6 separate regions of the Mus musculus genome follow, and all the other regions are linked to region 5. A link is a loop called in an ENCODE intact Hi-C map of the cell type or tissue named here. Cell type or tissue: heart. All regions are shown on one strand.

Region 1 (5,000 bases), 460 kb before region 5:
TAAGAGCCGCCACTTCCCTTCTGAGCTGCCACAGCAACACCTCTTCACCAGCTCTGTGCCAGCCCTTCTACCGCCAGCTTCCTTCCCAGTCATGGAGCAGGGAGGAGGGTGAGAGGGCAGTGAGGGGAGAAAGCAGGAGTATGAAGTAGAGGGATTCTCACCCCTGGTGGGGAGAAGTGGGAAGAGTTCTCTTCTCTCCCAGCATGCCTTCCGCTGGTCTTCATTGAAGAATTCCCTCCTACCTTCCTCCATGACTGTGAAATGTCACATTTGCCACATTTTGCCTGCTGTAAACCACTCCCTAACAGAGTAGATAATGTGGACTGGAATGATCTGGTATTGCCCTGGGATGGCTGTCCCTTTTGTTGTAGCTATTGCTGTTTGCTTTTCTTTTAAGACGCTCACACTGTAATCCAGGCTGGTCTTGAACTCACCATGTATCCTAAGCTGATCTCAAACTCACAGCAATCCTCTGCTTCAGATTCTAGGACTCCAGGTATAAGCCACCATGCCTGGCTATTTTTTTTTAATTATTGCTTTATTAATGAATTAAAACTAGATATAGTTGTAGTATACTTTAGTTATGTAGTTCTCAACCTTCCTAATTTTGCAACACTTTAATGCAGCTCCTTATCTTGTGGTGACCCCTGACCACTAAGTTTTCTTGTTGCTACTTCCTAACTGTAATCCTACTACTGTTATGAATCATAAGGTACATATCTGGTATACAGAATATCTGATAAGCCACTCCAAAGAGGTCATGACCCAGAGGCTGAGAACCACTGCCTAGCTAGGTCACCATTAGTTGATTAAATCAACTTTTGAGGAAACCATTATTGTTTCAAAGCAGAGGGAATAAAATTTCATTTTTAAAAAAATGTGAATCTTAGCACCTTTATCCAAGCTACTGGCTTCATAGATATTGATGATAAATGCAGGGTTTTGTTTAGCCTTGAGCTCAGTACAAGTACTATAAAATGACTCTCATGAAAGCCAAGTCCATCTAGGCTGAACCCTTAGAAACAGCTGAGAAGAAGAGGGGGTTCCATGGTGTGCATTCAGAAGGTATCTTAGTACTAACTTCACTTCCACGACCATGACTTTGAGAGGATCACTGCCAAACGTCAACATGATTGTTCTGAGCACCTATCAGGTTCTGGGAATGGTATAGACCCTTTGTGCACATATTTTGTTCTCTTTCTCTGTGTGGAGGCCAAACACCAAAAATTGACATAGGTTCCTCCATCACTCGCCATCCTTTTTTTTTTTTTTTTTAAGGCAGGGTCTCTATTGAAGGAAGTATCTAAAAAATAGAGCCGGCTCGCTCCCGCGGTTGTGCCTGGCTGGCCATGCACTGGCGGTAAAAGGCCGACCTATTTCATCTCGTGGAGTCTCTCTGGCCTGGAGCTCCTGAAACGTCTCCATTCAGCTTGCTAGGTTCCCACTGTCAGGTCGCTATCATGCCAACCTCATGCTTCAAACCCCTCCACAGCCTTTGTGGTGCACATCTGGCAAACCCATGCTTTGCCGCTGTACCTCTCTCTCTTGAATCCAGCTGAGCCGCTGCCTAAAGGAAAACACAACACAAACTTAGCTCAGAAACTATGGTAACTCAATCTCTGGGTGCAACCACTAAAACCTAATCTTGTAAGCCTTATTAAAAACTGATTCTGCCATGACACAGGGAAACTCTAGCAGCTACATCTTACCCCTCCGCTGTCCGGTTCCAAAAGGGCCCTAACTCGCTCCTGCTTCCTCTCTGCCTCTCTCCAACCCAGAAGTCCCACCTACTCGCCCAGTGATTGGCTTTATTCGTTAGGTGATTGGCTCACAAGACCAGCAGCAGGCCCGTCCACACTAGGTCTCTTCCTGAACCTGGAGCTGCCTGGTTGACTAGACTGGCTGGTCAGAGACCTTCAGGGATCGGATCTTCCTATCTCTGTCACTGGTGCTAGGGTTACAGACAGGCATTAAACGCCTGGCTTTTACATGCCACTGAAAACCCTCATGCTTGTGTGGTAAATGTCTTATTGAACCATCTCCCCAGACCCTAAACACTAAAATTTGATATTTTTAAAGGCTGGACTTACTTGCTCTATAGAGCATGCATATAAACATTGGTATGTTGTGTTATATATCCAAAAACTGAATGATAATTATCCAGAAACTGACAAGTGATTCAATTATAAATTTATTATAGACAGAGAAAAAGTTTTACAATACACTGTGAAGTTAAAGGAAGGCAGGGCAGGACTGGAGAGATGGCTCAGTGACCAAGAGCACTGGCTGGTTTTTCAGAGGACCCAGGTTCAATTCCCAGGACCCACATGACAGCTCACAATCCTCTGACTTCATCCCTAGTGTATCTGATGCCCTCTTCCCACCTCTGTGGGCACTAAATGCACATGGCACACAGACATGCATGCAGGCAAAACACCCATACACATAAAATAAAATACTATTAGTTGGTTTCTACTCATTTCTGAATAAATGAAAAAATATAATTATCATTATCACCATATGCTATTTTTATAGAATGTTTACATTATTATTTTCCTGTGATGGATATGTATTGTTTTATCCATTTTTAAAGCATTAGAAAAATATGTTATAAGAAAAATTGAGTGAAATCCACTCTGTGTATATTAAATTAAGAGAATTTTTAATTTTTTTTTTAATCCTGGCTTTAAAAAAATGAAGCAGTTAATGGGTTTAACAAGGAAGTGTTGCAGTTACCCATGTATGCCATCAGAGGGCGCCAAAACTGCCCGCTGAAACTTAGCTGCAGAAATTAAGTAGCTCGATCCCAAGGCATTTCTAGCTTAAAACGGGCAAAAGTTTCTCTGAATAGAGTGTTTGTTAGTGATATATTTTAGTACACTTTTTCAATGTACAAAAAAAATTAACAGTGCCATTTCCCTAAAGGTCAGATTCTCAAAATTTCCGGAAATATGTAGACTCTTTAACACTTATCCCTGACTGTTCCATAATCTAAGTTACAGGGAAGGTTCCAGACAAACAGTAATAAGGAATGTCCGTGGTGCCCAATTGTGAATGGAGCGTACCAGTTTCCAGTGCAGTGCACTCTTCAGACAAGTCCGAGGTTCCCATGCGCTCGGGGAGGCTGAACCTGACATATGACCCCCCTGTCCCACGACCCTGAGCTGGAATGGAAGGTTCTTCCAAAAAAAGAGTGTGTCAGGCTCAGTATCCCTCATTACTAGGAGTCGTCTCTGGGGTCATACTTGGTAGATTCCAGGGAGTTTCTCTGCACTTATTTTACACATTCACACGCACGCACGCACGCACGCACGCACGCACACACAATTCCAGAATCTCTTTCCGTATTTTCTCTCCATCCCTCCTACTGGGTTGCCTGTCCAGCCTTGATAAGAGGGTTTGTGTCTAACCTTATCGTAACTTGTTGTGCCGTGTTCCATTGATATCTCTGAAAGGCCTGCTGTTTTCTGAAGGGAAGCAGGATGTAATGTATCAGAGAAGAGTTAGAGAGAGAGAGAGAGAGAGAGAGAGAGAGTCACAGAACCCTAGAAAGTTCTAAGAGCTTACAGCTGAGGAAGCACAAGGAGACCATAATTGTCTTTAAAAGATAGGACAGAAGAAGATGTCATGTGGGCACACAGGGATTCATCATGGTCTATGAAGCTGTGACACCACTGTTTGCACGTGTACCTGGGAAATGTGGCCAGAAACATGCATTGTTCCAAGTCACTTTTGAGGACTTTCCTCTCTTCCACTTGGGAAGAACAAATTCTGCCAGAGGACATGTGCCATTAACCACTGCGATCCCCACTCCGACTCTCAGCCTCTAGAGATGCTAATTATAGCAGAAAAATTCATTTCCTTGTGAAACGCAAGTCGGCCATATTGAGCTGCAGCATGCGGTGGGGGTGGAGAGCATCCGAGGGTCAGCATTCCTCTGTAAGCAGACAGCATCCGTTCAGTGAGAGAATCCCTTTAAAACCATAATTACATAGACAGCACTGTCTAGCTCAGAGGACAGCACTGGAGATCCAATCAGGCAGGTTTTACTCTATGGAAATGAGTGTGGACCCTAATCCAGCCAGCAAATCACTCAGCTCGGGAAGGGTCTGCACTCATCAAACTGTTTTCAAAGGCAGAGACGGCCTTCCTTTTCCTCAGGGTGGACTTTAAATCCTGTGCTGTTGATGTAGTTTCCAGAAACCAGGGTTCAAAGAGGGACCTCATCACTCCTGGGATGGTGACATGCTAATACTGTGTCTCGTGCTCTTCCTACAGCTCGACCATTATCCTGCTGTGGGTTACCATCTACCCAGCTCCTCTGATACGCTCTTCAATTCTCCCAAGTCGCTCTTCCTTGGAAAAGTTATAGGTAAGCCTTTGGTTCTTCAGGTGTGAGTGCAAGAGCTATGAATGCCCCTGACACAAGTCACACCAGGTAGTGTGAATTTGCATTCTTAAACTATAGCTCTCTCTCAGTAAGGTCAACCCTGAGCATCTTTGTACAAGGAAACCTATGTGGTTGTTGACGGTGTCTCACAGGAGTATTATAAGATCCTCTTTGGGGTATTGCTCATGCGATACATTGAGGCTGCTAATCACAGCTTTGATGGGAATTTTGACTAGGACAGAGGGTATCTCAGGCAGTGCCTGAAATGGAACTAGCATTACATGGTATATAGTATAAAGAAAAGCCAGTGAAATGTAAAATGTAAAATTTGTTCTTTGGTTTATGAAAGGCCTCTGCCTATGCCTATGCCTGTGAGTCACTCCCAAGAAACTCATCCAATGTCATTTGCAGATTAGAAGGTCATCAGGTAGAGGGCTGAATTTATAACTACCCTTGTCTTTCCCTCTCATGTAAGAAATAGTCACCCAGAATAAAAGGCGGGTGCCCATGAATATTTTTAGTGTTTCACATGAAGCCAACATGTCCTGAGTAGACGTCAGTGTCAGCAGGAAGCACAGCTCACATCTTAAAGGGATAAGAGATCACTTGT
Region 2 (5,000 bases), 340 kb before region 5:
GCAATGACCCAGCTTCCCCCAAATCTCACCCTCTCCAAAACAGCTCCACACATTGCTGAAGACAGTCCCATGTGTCTAAAATTATTACTGCAGAGAAGCAAATCCAATCACGCCCAAGTCAATTCTGACCCTCCTCTCAGCCTGATGCGGTACCACGGAAGGTGATACCACATCAGGCCCAACATTTAGTGCTTCTGTTCATCCCAACTGATGGGGGAACAGTAGCAGACTCAAGATGATAGGATAGCATCTTTTGAAGTCTTTGCCTGCCCCCTGGAGCCCTTGCTTCCTGTTGAATACATCTACTTTGTTCCATTAAGGCACCTTCTGGCTGCCTCCCTTTTACTGTGGCCTGAGTATTGCAGGCTTATTGATCGGCTGGAGCATTCTTTGTGAGCTCTGGGAAAGTGCCAGTGAGGACATAGCCCTTTGCCAGCTGCAACCTGAGTGCTTTCCTCCCTTCACCCCAGACTGAGGCACTGCCCTGCAGTGGCCACTCCATGCTCCCCCGTGTGCTTGTGATAGGGTCTTCAATTGATCCTTTAGGATGACGCTTACCCTATGCACAGTGTAGCATAGGGAGCTGGGCCACATCAGTCAGTTTTTCTGAGGGAATCTGTATAGCATTACCATAGGTCAGAACAAATACATCCACTGTTGCACCAACAGTTTCAAGTTGGGGCTGTCTTAGTCAGGGTTTCTATTCCTGCACAAACATCATGACCAAGAAGCAGTTGGGGGGGGAAAGGATTTATTTGGCTTACACTTCCATACTGCTGTTCATCACCAAAGGAAGTCAGGACTGGAACTCAAGCAGGTCAGGAAGCAGGAGCTGTTGCAGAGGCCATGGAGGGATGTTCTTTACTGGCTTGCCTCCCCTGGCTTTCTCAGCCTGCTCTCTTATAGAACCCAAGACTACCAGCCCAGAGATGGCCCCACCCACAAGGGGCCTTTCCCCCTTGATCACTAATTGAGAAAATGCCTTACAGCTGGATCTCATGGAGGTATTTCCTCAACTGAAGCTCCTTTCTCTGTGATAACTCCAGCTGTGTCAAGTTGACACAAAACTAGCCAATACAGGGGCCATTTTTAAAATGCAAAGAAGTGTAATCATGAGGTATTTGCTTTGTTGTGTTTTTATGATGCTCTTAACTATGGGTTAACAGTCAAAAAAAAACTTTGTTTTTTTTTTCTTAAGTTGGAAGCATAAAAATTACTCCCCCTCCCCCTTTCATGGGGAAATACAGATAATTTAGTTTCAATGTTGAAATATTTGACATCATTAAATATCACTGAAAGTAGAAAGACAAAAAGTCAAGAACTGTCACTTACATGGGTTTACATACATACAGGCAGGCAGGACATACATACATGTACAGGCAGGAGAGAAAATATATTTAATATACTCATGCGAATGAAGGAAAATGATGTGACTATACACAAACAACCGAGGAGCAGAAGACAGGAACAAAACCAGGAAGGCAGATAATGAAGCAGGAATGCAAATCTCTCGGATTCCGATCTGAGAACCGAGGATGCCACTTTTACAACGTGAGAGTTTCAGGGCCTGGAGAGATGTGTTAATGCTTAAGAGCGTGTGTTCTCACAGAAGATCTAGGATCGGTTCCTAGCGGAGGCTCACAACCATTCATAACTCCAGTTCTAGGGAGTTAACACCCTCTTCTGGCCTCTCAGGCACTGCACACAAGTAGTGCACAGACATACATACAAGAAAATAAAGCTCATACATGCGAAGTGAAGTGAATCAGGTCCAAAAGAGTGACAGCTGACACAAGTGTGTGGCAAAATGGTGAGAGCCCACTTTCCTACCTTATCTACATGATCTAAGGCACTTAAAATTGAGGGTATATAATGAGCCTGTCCGTGGTTGGAAGTACTAGACACTAGCTGTTTTGCCACTCCGTTTAGTCTTACAGTTATTTAAATGCTCTAACTGAAACTTGGACAGTCACATCATTAGAGGCAAATGACATCTAGAAATTTGTTTTTATACTGTTGTAAATTCTCCAACAACCTATGTCTGAGGGCAGATAGGAGTCCTGTTCAAGGCTTCAATTTTAATAGAGAAGATTTCCTTTATTTTTGCCATGCTGATAAATTTCAGATTTTAAACAAACAAAAAATCCATGTGAAATTCTCTTCCAACATAGAATAGGAAGGACAAAACAATTTCAGTATTGAGCCACTAGATGGCAGATTCCTACAGTCTGAGGAACGAATAGGGATCCAAAAAAACAAAAACCCAAGAACGTATTTTTTAAATGTGTTCAAAATCAAATACTTGCTCCGTATGTAATTTAGAAAGTGTCTGTGACTTAAGTCCAAAGAGGAAATGTGATAAGATTAAAAACAAACAAACAAACAAAAACCCTTTTATTTCATCTACATCTGCTAGAGTTTAATAAAAAGTGGGACCCATAGGGATTCATAGAAAAAAAGAAACAAATGTTCTCTCCATGGTTTTCGCTGAGTCTCTCCCCGGAGGAAATGTGCTTTTATAACATCTCCAGCTTGTATTGACTCTTATGCTCTAGCCACCCCAGAGTTTATCCTTGACTCAAACCTTTGCCACTCGATGGCTGCTAGTCAGCCTGGATCAGCTACAGATCAGTGCCTGCATGGAAACCTGAGTCGGGATCCTGCCTCTGCCTTTGGCCAGCTGTGTACACCTCTAACCTGTCTAAGGCCTGAGGTCTGCAAGCCTTGGTACTGGTGTGTGCGCCTATATCTGTGTCCGTGTCCGTGTCCGTGTCCGTGTCCGTGTCCGTGTCCGTGTCTGTGTCAGCAGATGCATGCCTAACAGCCTGTGTTCCAGCTGGGAAATAAAGGATAACTTACCTGCCCACAGTTCCTCACAAGCTCTTCAAGCTCCCAGCTTCCCTCGGCCCTCTTCCTCTCCCATCATGGAAGCTTGGACCTCACAGCTTGGACAAGCATCTCTCTGTAATCTGAATTTACATTTAGCATCATATCTGACTTTGATTTAGTTTGTTTTGGTTTGACTTTGGTTTATAACCTTTATCAAAACAAAGGAATTTGCTCTGAAGCCAGGGGGGTTGAGTCTGACTTTTGTTTCTGTGTTTAATCATGGGTTACTGTGGAACATTTCCAAATCTTTGGAAATAACTAGCTGTTCACATGCAGTTGTGAGATTTAATAGACTCCATCTGCCCTTCACTGTACACACTCAGCATCATCTTTAGGCGCTATAGCACATATCACAACCAGGAAATTGGCATCCGAGTCATGCAGAGTTCACCAGTTTTCCTAGCACTCCTTTGCTTGTGTATATTTAATTTCTGCAACTTTATCACATGTGTAGATCTCTGGGACCACTGCCTCAACCAGGATACAGAACATTCCAATGAATCTTTTACAGCCACTGTGACCTTCCTCTTTGCCCTTGGCCTCTGGGAATCGTGAGGATCATTAGTGTCCAAACTGTAATTTTACCTTTTCAAGGTTTTATCAATGGAAGCAACCTGGGAGGTACCATCTGGGACTGGGTGGGTCTTATTCAGAATAATCCTTTTGAGATCCATCTGAATTGTATATATCACTAGATTACTCATTTTTATTGCTAAGTAGTATTCCACACAATGTATGCATCATAGTATGTTTAGCTATACATGCAATAAGAGATTTATGTGTTGTTTGCAGTTTGGGACAAGTACAGTTAAATCTGCTTTAAAAATTCACATAAAGTTTTGTGTGTGTGTGTGTGTGTGTGTGTATGTGTGTGTGTGTGTGTGTGTGTGTGTAAAAATAAGTTTCATTTTATCTTGGGGGGAAAAAAGAGCAAGAGTGCATTACTTGTGACCATATGGTAAACACGTGTTTAGTTTTATAGGGAGTTGCCAGTGTTTTCCAGAGAAAGTATGACATTTATGTTACTTTGAGGAATGTTTGAGAGTGTCTCTTTTTCCATGTCCTCACCACCATGTTTGTCTGTTCGGTTGGTTGTTGGTTGGTTGGGGTGTCTGTTGTTACTATTTTGGCCATTATGACACGTGTATATAAACTCTCTTTCTAGTTGATATAATGCTTCAGCTGGTGATATCAAACATGTTCTCTAGGCATTTATTTGCATCTATTTCAGTGAAATATCTGTGTATACCCTTTGCCCATTTTCCTTTATTGTTATTATCTAACACAAGGTAAATGCTATGTAAAAAGCAGTATTGAGAAAGTAATAACAGACAACTGTCCATTCATGCTCAATTCAGACAGAATCCCCTTTCTACTACCACCCCCATCTCCTTACTCCTGCTTTCTGCCCCTTCCCCTTTCATCTCACATGTTCTGTTGCCTCCCAAGTGTCCCCCAACCTCCTCTTGATGCTCCAGTCTCATGCTCTTCACCCATTTTCTGATTTGTTCTCTTTTTCACAGTTGAGTGTTGAGAATGCACCCACAATGTCTAAAGTATTCATCACTTGGCCTTTAACAACAGCAAATGCCAATTCTATCTTGCAGTATTATTACAAACTTAAGGCCAGGCTTGTGCGCTGCCATCTTTGCTTCTCCCACTCAACTTGACTCTCCTATGCACGTTATGAGTAAGGCTCTTTTCTCAGAATGGTCACCATGGTCTCCTCGAACTCGGTCTCCAACAATTTCAAGATATGACTACCAGTTGCCCCTCTTCCCAGAATTCAACCCATCAGCCCTTTAAAGATAGGATCCAACTATTTTCCTGAGTGCTGCAGAGAACTCTGTGGATAAAGCAGTTGCCTAGCACGCATGAGGACTTAAGTTTGAACCACCATGTGATGGGGCAATGCAGTGTAGTGAGTGGTTCCTCCATCTTGTTTTCTTGCTGAGGCCATTTCAGGCTTAAGTAGAATCTGATCTTTTTGATGGAGAATCCCATAGAAAACAACTCAGCTCTATTCTAGGAACCAAAGGTCAGGAGCTCCTTAGCTAACTTAGCTTCTGTTAAACTTCCTGTTTCTGCAAAAACTTCCTCCAGCTAACTGC
Region 3 (5,000 bases), 89 kb before region 5:
ATTCGTGCCCTGATAACCACATTGCTTTCTATCCTGATGAGGAATCCAGCTTTTCTTAAGAGTTCTATTCTCAAATGTCAAGCCTCCATGGCTGTCTCAAAAATACCTCAGATATGTACTGATGATCTTTAATAAAAATAGAACAAAATAAATTGAACTCATGGCAGTCACATATGTACACACGATATACAGAGTCAGTGTCTGAGATTTATGTAGGGTGTTTCCAAGTCAGCAAGACTGGGACTGGATGAGGTGAGATTACTCGCACACAGGCCACATAAGCCTACATGTGTACTCATGTGTCCCTCATGTGTGGTCACATTCCACATAGCAGATACTATAAGCCTTCAGTTCTACATAGCTGCTCGGGTACTCTGACCATCACAGTGCACACTGCACACAAAGATGACTCCTTCCTAACAGAAGTGAAAGTGACAGACAAAGTTGTTCCAAAGAACAAAGATAGTGATGTCTACTTAGGTGTTTTCCAACAAGGCAAAGGAAAAATAACAATACCAAAAGCTCAAAGTCAAGTAAATAAGGTGTGAATGGCTTATTAATGTTCTCTTTCCTACTAACTGGCTTCACTCACAGATCCTCATCCCTCCATTTGCTAGTCCAATAACTACAGGAACCAACATTTATTGATTACATGCTGTGTTTCAATCACCATGCTAAGTAACTGCTTATATTCATAATCATAAGTAGTTCTTGTTATCACCTTATGACATAACTTTAACATCACAATCCACAAATGGGACTGGAGGCCAGAAATTAAATCTTCCTAGGAAGATAGTTAACTTAGAAGGCAGGACTAAAAACTAAGTCTAATTGTAACATCCAAGAACTTCCTCAGTTTACTGTGCTTTAGTTCTTGCTCTCAGAAGCTCACAGGGAAGAGTCACTATAGAGCCTTATAGTATCTGCTATGTGGAATGTGACCACACCCAGTAAGGTCACAGGGTTATCACCAACAACTCTCCTCTTACTCTATCCCTAGCACATTTTCCTTTCCTTCAACCTGACTAGGTAAATTTAAGTATGAAATGATTTTAATTACTCAATAAAGCATCACATATTATCCAATAATCTTAAATATAAAACAATTTTCATTTCTTAAAAAAGTTATTAACTTTTGTTTTATATTTGGTGGGAATAAATTAATTCTACATAGAAGCTGTCTTTATAGCTTAGAGGGACAGACTGGTTCTCCAGCCCTGACTTACCTGTGTTAGTATATGAATCCAAGGTCATGTGTAAGTCAGACAGAAAATATTCTTTTCAACCACTAGCTAAGGGGATGACTGATTTGCAGAATCAATATATACTAAATGAAAGCTGGAAACTCACAGAAGCACAGAAAACAGGAAGTCACGGGCTATAGCACAAATGACACCCCCAGTCTAATATCTCCACCCCATTTCTGATATCCACCACTTCAAAGTTCTGAGTCATCCACAAGTCAACAAGGGATGAAACGCAAGCTCTGTAAGGGGAAGAGCATCTGAGGTGAAAGGTAGGATTTTTACCTTTCTACCTCAAAACAATATTCAGCAGTGTCTTAAAACATATGTTTATGGTGTCAACAGACTATGTTTGTGGCAGAAAGTTCAGTTCCTTCCGAGCTGAGGACACCTATGTGGAGAATGAAGCTGAGCTCTCTGCAGCACCTCTGGATCCTACCCCACACAGTCTCTAGCCATGCTACAACCATACCGTCCTCACTTGTGAAATGATACTGAAATGCCACAGCCAATGCAGGTAAAACAAGTTGGGAATGCTATGTGTTGACTTACAGAAAATTATACAAAACTCCCAGTTACTTAGCAACTTTACTTCCTTTGAACGTGTTTCGCTCTCAACTCTTTAAATACTCATATTGCTCAAAACAGTGCAAAAGCTGTTGTTGACCTCACCAGAGCATTTTTGCCCGCTCAGTTATACCTCTAGGTGGCCTACTTTAGCAACTTAAATTTCTAATTCTAATTCCAATTTCAGGATCACAGATAATTTAACAGTGGTAAAGAAAACCAAGTTACCAAGGACGGCACACTGTCAGAGAAACACAGCTGACTGGAAAGTAACAAGCTTCCTCTGAGGCTGGGGACTCACACCACCCAGCTGGTACAACAGGCGACTGTGTGGCTGGAGAGGAAGCCAAGTCAAAAGTAGTAGTTGTAGGAGTACACAACCAAACTGAGACTCTTGGCAGAAGACTGGTTCCAAGTAAAAACTGTGCTATGGAAAATCGTACAGGGAGAGCAGGTGAGTGGCCTGCAGGGAAGGGAGAAAAATTAACACACCCTACTATGTGCCAAGCACCATGTTAGAGACTTTACCAAAGTTGACTTTAAAATTCTCTACTACCTTATGAGGTAAATATTCCCCATTTTAGGCAGGACATCCCAAAGGACAATAGTAACAGCCACCCCACCTCTGAATGATCCTTAGCATGAAGGCAGTTAAACCCAGCTTCAAAAAAGTCCACGGGAGTTATATCACACCAGCTCCTGGGTGGTGTGATCATACATTCTTGAATACTCACTGGCTCATTCAGTTAGTTCACACTGAGACACCATGAACTGTCATTATTTTCAAACATACTCCTATTTCCTATTTCTCCATATGAGAACAAAGAAGAAACAGAAAGCCATAGCCCGGGAAGAGACTGTGAGTGAAAGGCATCAGCTACTGTCAACTCAGGGAAGCATCAGCCCAGGGGAGAGTGAGGAGGAGACATCAGCTGTCATCAACCTCAAAGGGAAGCTGAAGACTACTTCCGAGACTACCTTACTTTTTCCTCAGGACTTAAGGAAAGAAAGGGAACAAAATCCAAGTTTTTAATTAGCTAGGCCTTATGGTAAGGGCAATATACATACTTAAATTCAAGACCGCTTTTTGGTGAAGCAAGAAGGAAAAAAAAAGGAATGAGTTAAGCAGCATGTATTGAGGAAGCTCAACAGCAAACATGGTTTCATAACCAGTTTGAAGGGCAGAGGAAGAAGACTGAAGGGGACACTCTTGAGAAAAAGTGTCTCTCACAAGAGGGTCAGAAATAAAAACAAGAATGGGCCTAACATCTTCACGCAAGTATTTAATGAAACCTAGGGAATAAACTAGGAATAAATCTATTCCAGATTGTAAACTGCTTCCATTTTTGATATTACACATTTATGTCAAAAAACCATTACATACTGGAGTCTCCCTTGTAACAAAAGGCTATTATCTTGGATTTCACTTTCATCTAATATCACTTTCACACTTCTTCCTAGCAGAAATGTACAAGCATTTCTGTGTGTGTGTGTGTGTGTGTGTGTGTGTGTGTGTGTGTGTGTGTGTGTCTGTGTCTGTGTCTGTGTCTGTGTCTGTGTCTGTGTATGCATGCTGAGGGAGGGGAGTATTTTTGTTGTTATTTTGCTTTGAGGTAGAGTCTCTCTGTGTAGCCCTGGCTGGCAGGGAATTTTCTATTGAGACCAGACTGGCTTCAATCTTACAACAATCCTACTGCCTTGGCTTCCTGAGTAATGAGATTATATGTAGCTTTTCAGGAGGACTAGTGTGATGCCTAATCTAATCTTAGTTGTAAACTTCACTACATGTAGAATTAACTAAAACCCAAAGGGCTAGGTATGCCTGTGAGAGATTTTTTTCTTTATTAAATCATTTCAAGTGAGAAGACCCACTTCTCACCCTGACCTTCAGGGTGTGAAGACAGATACATCTTTACCCAAATCTTTTGAGAAGGAAGATCTACCTTTAATCTAAATAAACATCTTCTGCTGGAAGCCTATATAAAGGACATGGAAGAAGGGAACTTGTTCTCTGCCTGCTTGCCCTGGATCTTGAGTCCTTCACTGGCATTAGAGCATACTTCTTCGGGATTCAGGCATACACTAATGACCAGCTAAAACATCAGGCTTCAATGACTTAACAACTTCTAGATTCTTGTACCTTCCATTTGTAAATAGCCATTGTTGGAATAGCTGGACCACAGCCTGTAAAACATTCTAATAAATCTCCTGGATGGATGGAACCATCCATCCATCCATCCATCCATCCATCCATCCATCCATCCATCGAGTTCTAGAGAACTCTGACAGATTTTGGTACTAGAAGTGGTTCTAGAGCAACAAAAATATAAGGATGAAACTAAGTATCTTTCTAAAATAGGCATCTCACTTTGTCAATACTAGTTACTGAAGCCTTTCATGTAAGCTCAGAGAGTCCTGAATGATGAAAGCCCATTATGTGTACTATTTTACAAATTAAGGAGACAAATACATTTGATTATCCTGATTCACCAAATGTGAGAGGCAATGGATTTGGTGACTCTGTATATAAAACTTTGGACAATTTGTGGAAAAATAAGGAAAAGGATGACACTGGTCAGTTGACCTTAGCATCACTAGATAAACTGACAATGGGAAAGAATGAGCTTCACGATAAAATTAATCAACTTCTATCATCTCAGAATTTAGTGAACTCACCAATGAACTCAGCAATAAAAATAAAACTGACCAACTGTAGGTTTAGTCTAAAGCAGTGGCTTTCAACCTGTGGGTCGTAACTCCTTTGGGGAATCACATATCAGATACATATCAGATATTTACATTACAATTCATAACAGCAGCACAATTACACTTATGAAGTAGCAATGCAATAATTTTATAGTTATGGTTTAGCACAACATGAGGAAGTATATTAAGAGCCGCAGTTTTAAGAAGATTGAGAACCACTGACAACAAAGGTTTCTAAGTATGCCCTGGAAGAGATCTTCTCTCTAGCAGCCATAGAGCTCAAGTTACAGAAAATCAAACCAAAGCCCCCATTATAAATAAGACTGAATAAATTACAAATAAAATTCAGGTCCCAGCCTCAGAGGGTGTTAAAATTAAGGGCATTACTGGTAAAGAATAGGATCCTATACTTGATATGCAGATATGTAGGAGGACCCTATTGAAGCTGAGAACATTGAACCCTCAGATTCTCAAGAGTATGCT
Region 4 (5,000 bases), 57 kb before region 5:
ATATCATGAAAAACTAATAGTTTGAGACAGTTATGAACAACACAGCAAGATCTACTTCAAAAAAGAAAAAAAGAAAAGCAGAACCTGGTGGTACACATTTATAAAACTAGCACTCAAAAGACTAAACAGGAGGACCTCAAATCCAGGTCAGCCACAGCTACAAATAAAGACCTAGTCTCAAAAAAAGAAAGTAAGTTTGGGCTAGCATTTGAAATGTAAATGAAGAAAATATCTAATAAAAAATTGAAAAGAAAGAAAGAAAGAAAGAAAGAAAGAAAGAAAGAAAGAAAGGAAGGAAGGAAGGAAGGAAGGAAGGAAGGAAGGAAGGAAGGAAGGAAGGAAAGAAGGCAGGCAGGTATAGTGGCCTATCCTAGCACTCAAAAGCCAAGTGAGGTAGGATAGGACTGCCTCAAATTTAAGGCCTGTCTGGGCTACATAGTAAATTCAAGACTAATCTGAGTTACATAGCAAGTGAGGGAGGAAGACCTAGCCTGTCTGCTTTGCCAATTTTCTTTATTATTGAGGAAGAATATGTGAACCCATGCATGAACACATAAGATAGCTTTTTTGGGGAGTCGGTTCTCTCTTCCCCTGTACCAGGTTCCAGGAATCAAACTTGGGTTTCATAGTAAGCAGTTTTATTTATATCTCACTGTTTTCCAAATTTCTCTGTCAATTTATTTCACTGTATCTTTCCAATTTCCTTAAATCACTTGGTTATTAACTATTCTCTGGAAACTACCAACCTAAGTGTTAGGCAACCAATCAAAAATAGGACAGAAACTTTGTCCCACAACACTTAGACAGTGTGAAGCATAAACAAGTGAACAATTTGATACATGCAATAATATAAGTATGAACAAAACTCTGTGAGTGTCTGAGACTTCTGGGACAACATCTCTAAAATAAAGCACATACTCTGATGGACCTTTCTCTGAATTTAATGAATTGTTCCTTTCTACCCATGTTCCACCGTAAAGATTCTACCAACCTATAACTACTATGGAATGTACTGAAAAATTCACCATCTACACTGACATAAAGACTTCAAAGCTAATCTATAAACCATTTCTATAGCCCATAAATCATTTTATCAGCAGAGAAATTTTCCTTTGTTCGTTTTTTTAAGGCAAATCAACTTTCTTCATTATTATTTAAAGGCTAGTAATAAAATAAATCTAAACTTCTTGAGCATATGACTTCAAAGGATAAAGGACAACCTAAAGCAAATGAATTTTGGTGTGATTTGGAAAATCTGACTAAAACCTTTACATAGCCAACACAAAAATAATCACATGTATCCATGCAAAAGAATATCAGTACCAAAAAGAACACTTCTAGCTACACATGTCAACAAGTGGCTTTTTCTATCCCTATTTAGACTTCTTAAACATTTCTCATTTCTACCGAAACATAAGGCAATATTTTCAACCAATTCTTCAGAGAGTTAAGGAAATATATGTGGCAAGTACAAAACAGCAAATGTCAACTACAGGAAAAAATCACATATTCAGGCAAAACTGAATTGTTAAATTCTAAACTAATTTTCTACCAAAATTCTATACAACTAGCTCACCTCATAATGAATGAGATTATCAATAGGATTTTAATGTAAACATAAACCTTATGCTACAATCTCAACATTTAGAGCTGCACCTGGAATGTCTATTCTACGATGCTCCTGCAAATCAGAAACAACAGAAATTTGACACTGCATTTCTTTGTCTCCATTCATATGAAACCGTAAATTAGCAGATGTACTTTAGGTCTTCATTAGATGAAACAGTGCAACAAGAGTCTGTTCTTTTGGTTTTTTTTTGTTTTTTTTTTTAAGAAATATATTCAAAACCCATCAAAATTAGAATATAGGATGCAATTTTCCTAAGTTTTCCTAATGCAATTTTCATTCTCTAGTACACCTCTCCAAAGAGAAAAGGCAGGATTCTTTTCGTTTAAGACCAGAATCCAATCCGTTTCCAACTTGAGAATACAAGAACAGGAAATTAAATATAACCTAAATATTTCCACATTCTTCTAAGTAAAATTGACTTTTATTCCTGAATATGAATTCACTGCTAATATTCATTAATAAAAAGTAATTGAAAATACATTTTTAAATCGCCAAAAATATAAACTACATTCAACTGTGACAGCATTAGTATTTTTCAAATGTTTTATGTGCCATTAAAAACCCATAGAATTAAACTGATAACGACTTTCCTGAAACTGAAAAGGCGTTGTAGCGTTGTTGTACGGTATTTTAAATATCAAAGACAAATTTTTACTTCAGATGAATTTAGATTCTACAGATCCTGTTAATAAGCAAAGTAAGTTTCTTTGAATTGTGACAAGAATACACTCGAATTTCTTAGGCAACAAATGCCTTTTCTGACTCACCAAAGCTATTGTTCACGGGAAACGTGACCCACTAAAAAGAAACTGTCAATTCTACAGCGTAAACCCACATTTCTCGTGGGTATTTTATTTCGATCATCTAGTCTTTAACAACCTACCCCTGGAGATTTGGGGAATAATCACTGAGTAAATGACAGTTGATTTCGTTAGCACCTGTCACCATTCTCAAAAGCACACAAGTTGGCCAAAACAGATTTTGTTTTTCTTTCAGGTTTTGGTCCTTTAGAAAGTAGAACTCACAAGACATTCACCAAGTTTTCCGAAAGCCCGTGCTTTCTCAATTTCTCCCATTTTCAAAAAGTAGCCCTGAAGCATACGATCTGGTGCGTGCAAGGGGGGCTGTATAATGAAGTGAGAGAAGGAAACACAGCTGGACTCTTCCATCGAACTTAGCACAAAGCCAGTCGAGGACACTAGCAGCCCGAGGCAGTGGGAGACTCCCGGCTCTCGGGGAAATGTCAGCCGCAGGGCTAAGGGAGTTCCCACATTGTGCACGCAGTCCCGCCTTAGCAAGGCCCGGCGTTAGCCGGTCGCCCCCAGCAGGGCCAGGCAAGGACGAGCCCTGCCCACTCGCGCTCGCGTCGCGCCTCCCCACGCCCCCACCCGCGCGGCGGGAGCCCCGAGTGTCGCGTCCTCCCCTCCCCTTCCGAGACACAGTCTGTCCTTTGTCTGAGTGCAGACTCTCGACTCGGTCCCACCAACTTGTGTGTAAGTCCCGTCCTACCCGGGCGCTCCCGCCTCCCAGCCACACAAAGAAGACTTGAGGCTCAGCGCTGCCGGCCCCGATCGGCCACAGGAACGCCCCCAGCCCCGGCCAGGCGGGACCAGGCTCCGGGACAGAAGCCCCCACTCCCGGCCCCCGCCCGCCCGCGTCTGCCGGAATCCACAGTTCACTCGTGGGACCGCGGGGACCGCCACACACCTCACGACCGCTCAGAAAGCTGTCCCCTAGCCCTCCCTCCGCGCCTACAAAAGCGGCGCTCGAGTGAGACCCGCTTGGGCGATGCCGAAGACTGGCCAGGCACCCGCGCGGAGGTCCCGCGATCGCCGCCGCCGCCGCCGCCGCCCCGGGGCGCGTTCCAGATCCCTGACTGCCGACCACCGGCGGCCGACGGCGCGGACTACCTTCGTCCCGCGCGCCAGCCCGCGCCTCTCCCGCGCGTCGCCCCCAACCCGCCGCCACCGCCACCGCCGCCGCCGGGACTCCACTGCCTTCGATGTCCCACTGGGTGTCGGACGCGACCGGACCGAGCGCCAAACGCAGCAACCCAATCGCCATCGCTTTTATTTGGCCCCCCCAGCACTATCAAGCGCCTCTCCGATTGGAGGATGCGAGAGGGCGCCCGTCCAATCAGAGGGCCGAACGGGCTGGGAGCCTTCGGAGCGAGCTCCAGCCCTGGGAGCGCGAGGCTCACCAGCGCGTGCGCGAGTGACAGGGCTCGCTCTGAGGAACGCGGCTTGCTGGGTGGAAGCACCACAGTCGCTGTCTTTGTTCTTTTGCCAACGTGCGGTACCTCTCAGGAAAGCCATGGACAGGCAGGCGGAGGCCGGGCACTTGGCGGGACCCGAAGCCCGCTATGGGCAGGAGGCGGGGAGGTCGGGATGGCGGGAACCGGCCGGGGGGCGGGCCAGCTCTTGGCGGGAATGGGCGCTGAGTGGTTCTCGGGAGGGGGAGGGGAGGAGACGGGCGGGCGCCTGAGCCAAGTTTGAAATAGTTCAAAACTCGGGTTGGTAACGGTCTTAACCGCCCTCTTCTCCGGCGTGCCATACTGGGCCCGGGGTCCAACACTTTTGTTGGCGCCACTGAAAGGAAGGCGTGTGACCGGCCCCACAGGGGATTCAATGCGGGGCGGCCCTCGCTCCTCACGGAGAGCACCAGTAGGCAGATAAAGTTAGTGCGGTTCCTTTCGGCACCTTGGAGGCTTTGGCTAGCAAAACTGGTGCCTAATCCCCTGACGACGGAAGAAAAGGCGACCAGATTTCTCTGAAAGGCCTTCCAAGCTGCGTTTATGGTTCTTAGCACTTATCAAGGTTTCAAGTTGTTTATTAACAACTTTTGAGAGCAAATAGCTCACCCCATGTTTTCTCAGCAAAGTGTAAGGAGTTTGCAACATTTGTCAATGGCATCTTGGGAGTCAACCTTTCTCCCCGAGGAATAGAAATGAGCTGCTTATACAGTACGCAGCCCAACCCCCACTCCCTGTTCAGTTATCTGGCAATGAGGTGAATAATGGTATTTCAAATTTACTTTTAATAAGATGCATCTGAATGGCAAAATCCCACAGACCTGTGAAAACAGGTTCAATAGTGAAGAGTTCAGACTGAGAATTTGTAACACTCTGGAAGTTATGTATCTGTATTGGTCGTGGTTCTCTAGAGGAACAGGTTGAATGAATGAATGAATAAATGAATGTATTCATTCCTTCACTGATAGAATGGATAGAGAACTGAGAATGAATATGTATATAGATTTTCAGAATATATAGAAAGAAGGAATATATACATAATCCTTCACTGGCATTAGAGCACACATCTTCTGGCTTCCTTCAGCCAAAGACACCCAGGCTTGTAGACTCAAGAACTAG
Region 5 (5,000 bases):
CCTGTGGGTGGAAGGACCCTTTCACTGGGGCCACCAAAGGCCAATGGAAAACCAGGATATAGATGTGCATGACCGATCGAACAGTGGCAAACTTACACTAAAGAAATAGACACTAAATAGTTTTAGGGTCTGTGGTCACCACAACACCAGGGGCTCGATGGAAAGGTCACAGCATTAGGAAGGTTGTTGAGAACCACTGGACTAGGGAGAACGATTGAGATGGACATACAAGTCCCAAGGAGTCAGGTATGTCTCGGCCCTATACCTAAATAACATGGCACAGAAGTCACCTAGGTTCTGTTCCATTTGGCCAGTCCATGTGACATCTCCATGTAGAAGGACGGGTTCTTGAGCCCGAGAAACAGTGCTCAAGATAAAGGTCTTGGGAGGGAGAGCCTGAGATGAACATGAGAGTCAATGTGTGTGTGTGTGTGTGTGTGTGTGTGTGTGTGTGTGTGTGTGTGATTCAAGTGTGGGAGGCCCTTCAGATTGCACAGGCCACCCACCGGGCTAGGAACTACATCCATCTGGAGCCTTCTGGGCAGAGGACAGGCACGCATCCCTGCCCAGGAAGAGACAACCCTGTGTAGGTGCTTAAGGTTCCAGGATTCCCAAGTGCTCACCTGGAAGCCCAAAGACCTCGGGCCCTCTACAGACTGGCCTTAGGACCCTGGTCTCTCTTCTCCACAGGCCTCATCTTCCTCCTCTTCCTCCTTCTCCTTTTCCTCCTCCTCCTCGTCCTCCTCGTCCTCTTTCTGCTCCTCCTCCTCCTCCTTTGTTCCTTCTATCAACACATCATTTGTCCACCCACTCATCTATTCACCCATCCCCACCACACCCCACATCCATCACCATCAGCATCAGCATAGCATCACCATCACCATCACCATCAGCAGCAGCAGCAGCAGCAGCAGCAGCAGCAGCAGCAGCAGCAGCAGGGACAGCAGAGAAAGCAGCAGCTGGAACAGGCTTCCTCCACCCCACCCGGAATCCCAAAGAAACTTCACTGGGTCTTAGAAATTGAAACATGTGTCCCTTTGGGCTGGCATATGCCTGGACCCACAGGACACAAACTCATGGGGGCAAATGCAGGAAAGGACCTCTGCCAGGGGGTGTGTCATGAATGGCTGGGTAATGCCCACCCCTACAGATCCTACGCCAAGCTGCCCACTGCTCTGAATCCCCCAGGCCATGGAGCCCACATAGGAACACCCACCAAGGGAATCACCTCTAGGCAAGGCTACTGCAGAAGAGCAGACATACACACAACTGGCTTCCTCCTCCTTATCAGAGCATGTCCGCACTGGCAACGAGTGACTTTTTCTTGGTGACAGGCTGAACTGAAAATGCAACCAGAGAAGACAGGTCAAGACCTTTGGGTCTTGAAGGAAACTAAGCAAGCAAGCAAGCAAGCAAGCAAGCAAACGTGGAATGAAGGAAGAAAGGAAGGAAGGAAGGAAGGGAGGAAGGAAGGAAGGAAGGAAGGAAAGAAGAAAGGAAGCAACCAGGGGAGCAAGCACGGGAACAAGCGGGGGAACAAGCAGACAAGCCAACAAGCAAGGCAGCAAGCAGAAATTCTTGAGTGTTGAGCTGAGTAAGGAAAGCTTAGGAAAAGCTATAGGTTTTCCAAACTAGGTCAATCCCTGTGTGCCTCTGCAGACTGGGGCTAACTTTGGGTGCTCATGTTCTTTTGTGAAGAGGATGGCCCATTCTAGCAATATGGTGTAGTTGGTGTGTCAAGCGTTTGAGGTAAGGCAGAGAAGGCAGGCTTCCGGGACCTGCCTGGTAGTGATCGTGCAACTGAAAAGTGAAGGTCGATTGTGTGTGTGTGTGTGTGTGTGTGTGTGTGTGTGTGTGTGTGAGTGTTGATTTTTCTTTTTTGTCAAAAGCAATAAAGAAGGAGGAAGGTAAAAAGTGAGGCTAAGGTCTGTGTGCTACTAGGTGAGGCCAAGTTGTAAATGGAGGATGGTGTGGGGATTGGTTGGGGTAGGGTAGGGTAGGGTAGGGTAGGGCAGGAGATGGGTTGCAAGGCGTCTGGAGGCTAGGCAAGTCGATGATAGGGTAGAGAGAAAGTGTTGAGGGGGCTGCTGTGCTGTGTGTGTGTGAGGGTGTTGAGAGTAGGTTGTGAGTTGTGGAGTGAAGGAAGAGGTGATGGTGTGTGCATAAGGGTGTGAAGAGGAGTGAGGGTGAAAAGAGAGCAGTGCGGGCATGGTTGTGTGTGTGTGTTTGTGTGAAGCGGGCCTAAAGAGAGAGGAGCCGAGGAGAAAAAAAATGTGTAGCCCAGGCTGGCCTCGAACTCGTGATCCTCCTGCCTCTGCCTCCTTCAGCAAATCCTACCGGCGTGCGCCACCACAACCGGCGAGCGAGCCCCGCGACACACACATACTCCAAACGCACACTCCATGACGACACGCGACGGGACAGCCTCCAAGCCTCACACACTACCAATGCCCAGCGCCCAGCGCCTATCATGCGCTCACACCAACCACACTCACATCGCAAGCCCACACACAAACGCGCACACTCTCACAACGCCTCCTCCTTAGCACAAACAACAACAACAACAACAACAACAACAACAACAACAGCAGCAGCAACAGCAGCAGCAGCAACAGCAGCAGCAGCAGCAACAACAACAACACCACTCCCGAGGACGCCCACACCCCTGCAAACAAACTGCCTCCCTCGCCCGAGACTCCGGAGCGCGCCCGACCCCTAGTGGTCGGCATGGGAACTGACACTCCGCGCCCCGGACCACCCACTGGGGGCTACAACCGCGCCCAGGACTCCTGAAGCCCGCTCGCTGTGCATCCAGCCTCCAGCCTCGAGCGACCGTCTCTACTCCTCTTGCTGCTTGCTTGATGCTCCTCTTGCTCTTCTTGTCCTGTCGCCGTCCAGACCCCACTTCGCACATAACTCTCTCCGGGAACGCTCAGAAAAAGCAGCAAGCGACCCTGGCCCTTCCACGCGGGCGACTGACCCACGACAGCAACAGCAAAACCGCAAACTCCCAACGCTCGCTCGATGGCCCTTCGTCTACACCGGCCCTCCTCCGCCCTCCCGGACCTCCAGGCCTCGCTGACAGTTCTCCACTCCTAAAGCGAGCCGGAGGCTCAGCGGGAGCACCCCGTGCTCCAACCTGGTGCTCCTCCAACACCCACAGCTCTGCTTTTCTTTCTTCCCTTTCTGGAAGGCCTGGGCCTTGGGCCACGAGACCACCCTGACCACAGCCAAGTCTCCGGGGCCAGGAGCCAGGCCCTCCACTTGGACCCACACAGTTCCCCACACTCGGGACCCCACGCCCACGCGGACTGGGACTGCCCGTGTTAGCCTCGCAGGAAGAACTGCAGTGGGCAAGTGAGCCTCCTGGAATCGCCCCAGCGGTCCACCGGCCCAAGCTTGTGCTCTGCTCTGCTGGGTGTACCCTGGAGAAGCGGGGGCCCCAGGACCTTTGGCCCAGCATGGCTTCTTACTCCTGAGGGGTCTGCCTTCTCCTGCCTCTCTTTGCTAGATCCCTCATGGCCCTGGCGTGCTGGGATTGGGCAAGGCAAGACACTCACTGCCTGCAACCTCCTGTGATTGCCCTCCTGGGTGATGCCCCCACCCCACCCCACCCCACCCCACCCCACCCCACCCCACCCCTGCTCTGATGGGCCAGAGGCTTGCGGATCGACCTGAGGAGGAATCCTCTTGAGATAATGCTGTTGAGATGAATTCATGATCAGTTGTAATTCCTGTTTGGTCTAAGTCCTTTCGGGAAATGAGTTGGATTTAAATCATGGGGGGCGGGGGTTTGGGGAGACTGAGGGTAGTCGACAGAAAGTCTACTTCGGGATCAAGACTAGAATGTTCCCCTTCCTCATAGAACAGCAAGAGAGCTGCATCGTTGAGAGAAGGAGCACATGAGCTTCCGTGCCTTCAAAAAATGTACTCGTAGGAGCAAGAAAATTAGGCCTGGGACAAGTTCATGCTCACAGAGAGCATCCGTTCAACGTTGGGCCTGACTTCCTGGATCTTGTGATCTAAGCCTGTGGCCATAAGTGCTCGGTGTGCACCTCGAAGAGACACACGGCTAGGAATAAACAGCAAATCGCTCTATTACGAGTGTCAGAATAGAGGGTAGGCGATTGCCCAGATTACCTGAACAACACGACTTCAAAACGAAACAAAACGAAACGAAACGAAAGGTGCACAACAGATGATGATCGGTCTCCCGCTAAATACAAAGTGTCACCAGTCAAGCACAGAAAAAACACTTGCTAACCTAGGCTCCATTGCCTTAAACTTTGTTCATCAGTTAAGACAAGAGTTAAGTCCATCTAGTGGAGAGAAAGAAGGATGGGAAAAGTTTCTTAGGCGTGAATGTCAAAACAAAATTATGTCATCAAGGCTCCTGGTGTAGTTTCCTTTTGTGGGATGATTTTAATCTGGTTTTGGAAGAATATGTTTCTGGGGTGATGGCTTTTAGAGAATATGTGACCTGTGGCTACCAGGTAATCTTCTTACACACAGAGAGTGCTGTCTTGGGTGGTATAAAAAGGCTGAGAGAAAAAACAAACAAACAAACAAACAAACAAACAAGCAAACAATGTTCTTGGCGCCAGCACGTTTCCATCCACCAAATGTGCACATGTGGAGATGTGGATATGGAGATGTGGGTGTGGGTAAAACGGTTGGAGCCTGCTTATTGGAGCTTGCTCCATCCATCTGATATGTCTGTCTGTCTGTCTGTCTGTCTGTCTGTCTGTCTGTGTGAATGTCTGAACTTATGTGTATGTGTGAAGCTGTTTGAGTTTCCCGCTTTCTACACTCAGTGTGTGTGTGTGTGTGTGTGTGTGTGTGTGTGTGGTGTCTGTGTGTGTTTGTGTGTGCTTTCCCCCTCTCCCCTTTACTCTTTGCATTTTGCAGGATTCAGCAACCCTCTCTCGGTCAAAGGGAGTGCCTCCCCTTCCCCAATAACTGAAACTTTATTCCCTTAGAGAAAAGTGGCGAGTAGGCCC
Region 6 (5,000 bases), 250 kb before region 5:
AGTAATCTACTTGCTGTCACCTCCAGTCACACAGCAGGGAAGTGTGTGCTTCCTTCTCCACAAATATCAATGTACAGTTCCTATTTCAGAGGTGGAAGCACCTTCTAGCTAAAGACACAGCTAGAGGGTCTCCCTGAAGCTCTACGCCATAGCTGCCTCCAGTGACTCTCACTAAGAGACCAGCAGATAAGGAAAGCAGTGAACTTCATTGTAAGGGAAAACTGTCTTTAACTATCAGTAGGAAGTAAGTAGGTAGGTCTGGTGCTAAATATATGTGGCCTATGTCTGGCAGTCAGAAAACACACTAGTATACCCCAATACTCCCATGCCATTTTCTAAATGAATGGACATGGACTAAGATCAAAGTATCTAGAAGCTTGTATTTTTCAGGTGAGTGGGGAATCAAATTACTGAATTAGTGAAGCCTCACAGGTCAACAGGAATGCTAACCAAGGGGAAGAAATCCAGCATGAATAGTACAGAAGGAAGGAGACTCCCAGAAGTAACCTTAAGATCAGTTACAAATACCACCAACCCGAATCCTGCAAACTTCCTCGGAGAACTAGTTGGAGTTGAGCAGCTCAAAGAACAGACTATAGCAGATACTGTGGCATTCAGGACGAATATAGCTGCCTCCAGCTACTGAAAAGGCAGAGGGCTTCCACTCCTACTCCTCTATGGAAATTGCTGCCAGTCAGAGGAAACTACCATCTTTAAAACCTAAGAGCCTATCATTTCAATAAACTAAAAGAGCCCCCTTTCAACTATATTTCTGAATGGACTTCTCAAAATTGTCAAGGAGGTGAGGACACTAACATGAGTGGGTTTGTTGGGAGGAGTGGTTACTATACACACAGGCTTGAATGGAAACCCCACATGGGTAGTTGCTGTTAGCTTTTCCATTTTATTTTATTTTATTTTATTTTTGAGATTAAAAAATTATAGGTGTAGCTGTTTTGCTTGCGTGAATATTTTCACACCGCCACATATGTTCAGTGCCCTGAACAACTAGTAGAGGGCATTGGATCAACCAGAAACTGGAGTTACAGACTATTGTATGCTGCCATATGCAAACTGAGTCTCAGCCCCTGTCCTCTGGAAGATCAGTGAGTGCTCTTAATGGCTGAGCCATCTCTTTAGTCACTTGTTAACTTTTTAATCCACTTCCACAACTCACTCCATCTTGGTCTCAACCCAAGACATTTGCCTAGCTTCCCCTTTCTCTCCTCACAAGATTTACAGGTTTGACTTTGATCTAAATTATTGAGTCTTGAATCTCACCATTGCTGCAGCTGGCAAGTTTGGGATCTGCTTTCTTGCTGTGTCTACCAAAGCCTTTCTTCTAAGGAGTTAAACATTAAATGTAGTGTAGGGTCTTCCCTCCCTCAATGGCAGAGGAGTTTTGGATGACAGATTTAAGAGGTGCATACCATCCAGCTGTGGCAGGGTCTCTCTTCAAAGCATCTGTGTGGCTCAGCTTCCACAGGTGCATGCCTCGTGGTCTTAAAGTCACAGCAACTCACACTCCAGAGTCTAATTAGAGCTGACAGTCTCAGAATGGCTTAACAGCTTATTCAACTCAAGAGAGCCAATCTACTCACATAGCATAGGGAACTAAACACTCCAACCTCAGAGAGGCAGTCATTTAAAAGCTAGAGCCCAAACCATCTTTGGAGTCTGTTACAATTCCCTTATCTTTGAGTTAAATAACTTAATTAGCTAGAATCCAATAAGCATAATTGGTATAGTAGAGACACAAAATAATCACTTATATGATTGCTTAGATCCTGAGTGGAAAGCCTAACTCTGCTCCTTTTGAACTACAATTAATTCGTTGTGAAATATGAGTGCATTGTGAATACATCAAAACACGTTAGAGATGGCAAGATAAATGGTACAGTTGCAATTAGGTATGCCAGGGGGCGCTATGGGACCAGGTTCTGGTTGGCTTTTAAGTTTTGGTTCTGGACAACATTTTGAATGGTGTTGGCTCAGATGTGTTCTCACTTCTTGGACCTAACGCTCTTATCATTACTCTCCTTCTGGATCCCATTGGAAAGAGAAGGTGGTATCCATAAAGTCCTTATTAAAAGCATAGACATCCTTGAGCAACAAGAGGCCTCTTGAGATTTCTTCTTCTTATCTTAAAAGACGTGAGAAGCATTGCACACACATAAAGTGGAGACCGAAAATAATATGGAGTGATTTCACACTGTAAATGTTATCAGCAGCAGGGGATAAGCCTAGGCCATGTGGGAAGTCTGATCATGAGACCATGAGGAGAGAACCAGAGCCATGGTGGAACTGGCCCACTCTAGGAAGATGCCAGCACTGTGTGGCTGGCCAAACAACTGGACAGAAGTTCATTTGTTCATTTCTCTTTCTGTTTTGCCCTCTCCGTTTCCATCCTAAGGTCACCATCTCCTGCCCTCCTCGTCTCTTAGTTTCCTGGCAGATTTGTGTCTTCTCAAAGAAGGGCATGGGTCACAGAATGTCACAGAATAATAGAACAAAAAGGGAACTCCGGAGGGATGTCTTCCAACCCACTGGGTGCCGGTGCCATGACTGAGGAACACAGTAGCTTGCCTCACATCTGGAATGTCATCCCAGAACCAAGGACTTCTCATTCTGCCTCTCACAAGGAGTGTTGGAGAGTGAGACAATGCTAAGAAAACCTCATGCCCTGCCAGAAGAGAACAGACATAAATAGCTCACAAAAGAAAGACAAGGGAGGGAAGAAAACGGAGAAAAAGGGAGAAAATAACAAGACACAGGAGGGGGAAGACTATGTGAGCTGTGGTGATGCCACCATCCTATGAGCCTCTGCTTACAAAGCCTCTTTGATTCTCCTCATTCACCCCAGAGAAATGGAAACTCACCCACAGAAGACACAGACAATTATGTCCAGAAAAACTTTCTGCATAGTATTTAAAAGTTGGGAGGCATGAGGGCCTTTTGAGAGTGTGGTGACATTCAAGGACTTGATGAGAACTCGAGTCACAGGCATGGGGTTTCTGTTAGAATTAGTTGGAAAAATATAGTTAAGATCACTTACATTTTATTGTCTCTAAATTTTAACCCGGGGGGGCGGGGCTCCAGTGTTTAGAGCCTAAGCAATTTGCTTCAGTAGGTATACAAAATATAAATATAGAAGACAGAGAGACAAATGATACGGAATTAAACAAGGATTGGAAACTCCTCCCTATCCAGTCTAGGCGGTGAGCACATCAGTGTTCTCTGTAATATTCTCTCAACTTTTATGTATGATTGAAATTTTTCATTAAAAGTCATTTAAGAAAAAGTCACTAAAGGGCATGGCATATAGAAAGATTAAAATGCTATACAGGAGAATATGTAACTAGAATAGCCCCTTAAAGGGCATGTAGGGAGTCATCTGGGGCAGGGAGGGGTGGGACATCAGAAGGTCACATGTCTCTGTGCTGGGTTTGGTTGCACACTGACCTTACTGTAAGTCTTTTACAAACACACAAGCATTTTTCCAGAAGAAATGTCAGCCAGCGAGTCCAGCCCTCCAAAGTGCTTCCTCCCATTTTTTTTTTTGTACTGTTTCCTTCCTTCATTTTCTCCTTTCTCATACATAACAATTTGGGATTAGTTCAATGTTGACGTTTTTAGTCAATTGTCATATTCATTGCATCACAGATTTCTTCAAATGACACTCAAGACACATCAGCTTCTGCTCCAGTTGAATACTCAGTTTTTAGGCTAGTGTAGGATTAATTCAGTGTGCAGATGGCAACCCAAGAGGACCAGTGTGGAATTTTGACAGCAGAATTCCTTTGTGGTTTAGAGCCCTAAGCACAAGGCTTTCAGTGCTAAAACTGAGATGAATCAGAGCCTTAATCCTGTACCATAACTGTAAGAAAATACTAGAAGCAGAATACTTTATCAAGAGAAATTTATCTGGGCTTTTTGTTTTGTTTGGGGGTGTTTTAGGTTGGTTGTTATTGTTGTTTTTAGATTTACTTTTTTATGCATATGAGTGTTTTGCCTTCATGAACGTCTGTGTATCACATGCCTGCCTGCTAGCCAAAGAGACAGAATAGTGCATCAGATCTCCTGGAACTGAAGTTACAAAATAGCCCACATGTGAGTGCTGGTAATCAAACCTGGGTCCTCCTCAAGAGCAACAAGGGCTCTCTTAACAACTGAACCAACTCTCTATCCCAGAAAATAAAAGATCATTATAGCTCATAATTCTGAAAATGAAGGTTGAATAAGGCTACATATGGCAATGGCTTTCTTCTGGCAGAGATGTACATAACATCTCATTGGCAAGACATGGGAAGACCACAAATGTGTCCTATGGTCTTTCTCCCTCTTCTTACAAAGCTACCAGATTCAATCATAGCATCTCCTCCCTGGTGACATATCTAATCAATTACCCCCAAGAAGCCCCATCTCTAAACACCATAGTTGCATTAAGTTTCTGCCCTCTTAATACCTTACTACAGGGATTAAACCTCAACACAAAGACCCTCGGGATTCACACTCCAAGCACACAAACCACAGCTGTCAGTCACCTTGATACCACGCCTGGCATCTCATATTTGCAAGAGTCCAAGGGAATCATTTAAACACATTTCATGTTTCATTTAACATAACATTTTATATATAAATAGATAGTATTTAAATTAAATTCTTGTCATTAAAAAAAAAAGTCACCAGGGATTGGAGAGATTGCTCAGTGGTTAAGAGCATTTGCTCTTCTTTCAGAGGACCCAGGTTCAGCTCCCAGCAACCATATAGTGGCTCATAGCCAGCCACAACTCCAGTACCCAGGAACTCAACGTCCTTTACTAGACTCCATAGGCACCAGGCACACACATAGTATAGATATATGTGTGCAGACAAAACACTTGCACATGTAGAATAAAAACAAATGAAACTTTTTTTTTCATAGATTAAGGTACCTTAAGGGACATGGCTTCCTCTGAGCCAAGTGTAAAATGCATTGTTTCTTCTTGACATACTCATAC

What was found. Hi-C counts contacts between places; a loop is a spot of excess contacts. Peaks named below come from ENCODE experiments on the same cell type or tissue, not always from the same donor. Only the 100,000 strongest peaks of a DNase experiment are listed, where the experiment ranks them.
Region 1: a loop joins it to region 5, with 4 times the contacts of the local background. A loop is called at or near these places in 2 of 42 quality-filtered maps.
Region 2: it touches region 5 in a loop (6-fold over the local background); 15 of 42 quality-filtered maps call a loop at or near these places.
Region 3: it touches region 5 in a loop (3-fold over the local background); 6 of 42 quality-filtered maps call a loop at or near these places.
Region 4: it touches region 5 in a loop (2.2-fold over the local background); 5 of 42 quality-filtered maps call a loop at or near these places.
Region 6: a loop joins it to region 5, with 5 times the contacts of the local background. A loop is called at or near these places in 10 of 42 quality-filtered maps.

Annotation. Positions count from the first base shown.
Region 1 is chr6:47,188,708-47,193,707 of GRCm38, forward strand. Cntnap2 (contactin associated protein-like 2) reads left to right here. Exons shown (of 24, transcript NM_001004357.2): 21 at 4,279-4,372. Gm35280 (a long non-coding RNA gene) reads right to left here. Exons shown (of 8, transcript XR_001785456.2): 8 at 2,677-3,937. Among named protein-coding and RNA genes, the nearest start is that of Gm35565, 36 kb to the right of the region's middle. In heart, a CTCF peak has its summit at 2,749 (motif pointing right); no DNase peak of the experiment used is centred here; H3K4me3 peaks cover 915 bases; H3K27ac peaks cover 494 bases.
Region 2 is chr6:47,312,469-47,317,468 of GRCm38, forward strand. No RefSeq gene overlaps it. Among named protein-coding and RNA genes, the nearest start is that of Gm35280, 58 kb to the left of the region's middle. In heart, a CTCF peak has its summit at 2,200 (motif pointing right); no DNase peak of the experiment used is centred here; H3K4me3 peaks cover 452 bases.
Region 3 is chr6:47,559,665-47,564,664 of GRCm38, forward strand. The region is part of intron 3 of Ezh2 (enhancer of zeste 2 polycomb repressive complex 2 subunit); the gene reads right to left. Among named protein-coding and RNA genes, the nearest start is that of Ezh2, 33 kb to the right of the region's middle. In heart, a CTCF peak has its summit at 1,936; no DNase peak of the experiment used is centred here.
Region 4 is chr6:47,591,354-47,596,353 of GRCm38, forward strand. It overlaps Ezh2 (enhancer of zeste 2 polycomb repressive complex 2 subunit), which reads right to left and starts at 3,677. Exons shown (of 20, transcript NM_007971.2): 1 at 3,541-3,677. F830010H11Rik (RIKEN cDNA F830010H11 gene) reads left to right here and starts at 3,856. Exons shown (of 1, transcript NR_168258.1): 1 at 3,856-5,000. In heart, a CTCF peak has its summit at 3,003; DNase peaks (open chromatin) are centred at 3,008 and 3,748; H3K4me3 peaks cover 3,639 bases; H3K27ac peaks cover 2,559 bases.
Region 5 is chr6:47,648,496-47,653,495 of GRCm38, forward strand. Gm40371 (a long non-coding RNA gene) reads right to left here and starts at 2,825. Exons shown (of 3, transcript XR_003956297.1): 1 at 2,763-2,825; 2 at 624-1,340. It also overlaps a transcript of Gm40369 not described here. In heart, a CTCF peak has its summit at 2,728 (motif pointing left); DNase peaks (open chromatin) are centred at 1,216, 2,396, 2,706 and 4,586; H3K4me3 peaks cover 1,380 bases; H3K27ac peaks cover 745 bases; H3K27me3 peaks cover 1,406 bases.
Region 6 is chr6:47,394,226-47,399,225 of GRCm38, forward strand. No RefSeq gene overlaps it. Among named protein-coding and RNA genes, the nearest start is that of Cul1, 58 kb to the right of the region's middle. In heart, a CTCF peak has its summit at 1,921; no DNase peak of the experiment used is centred here.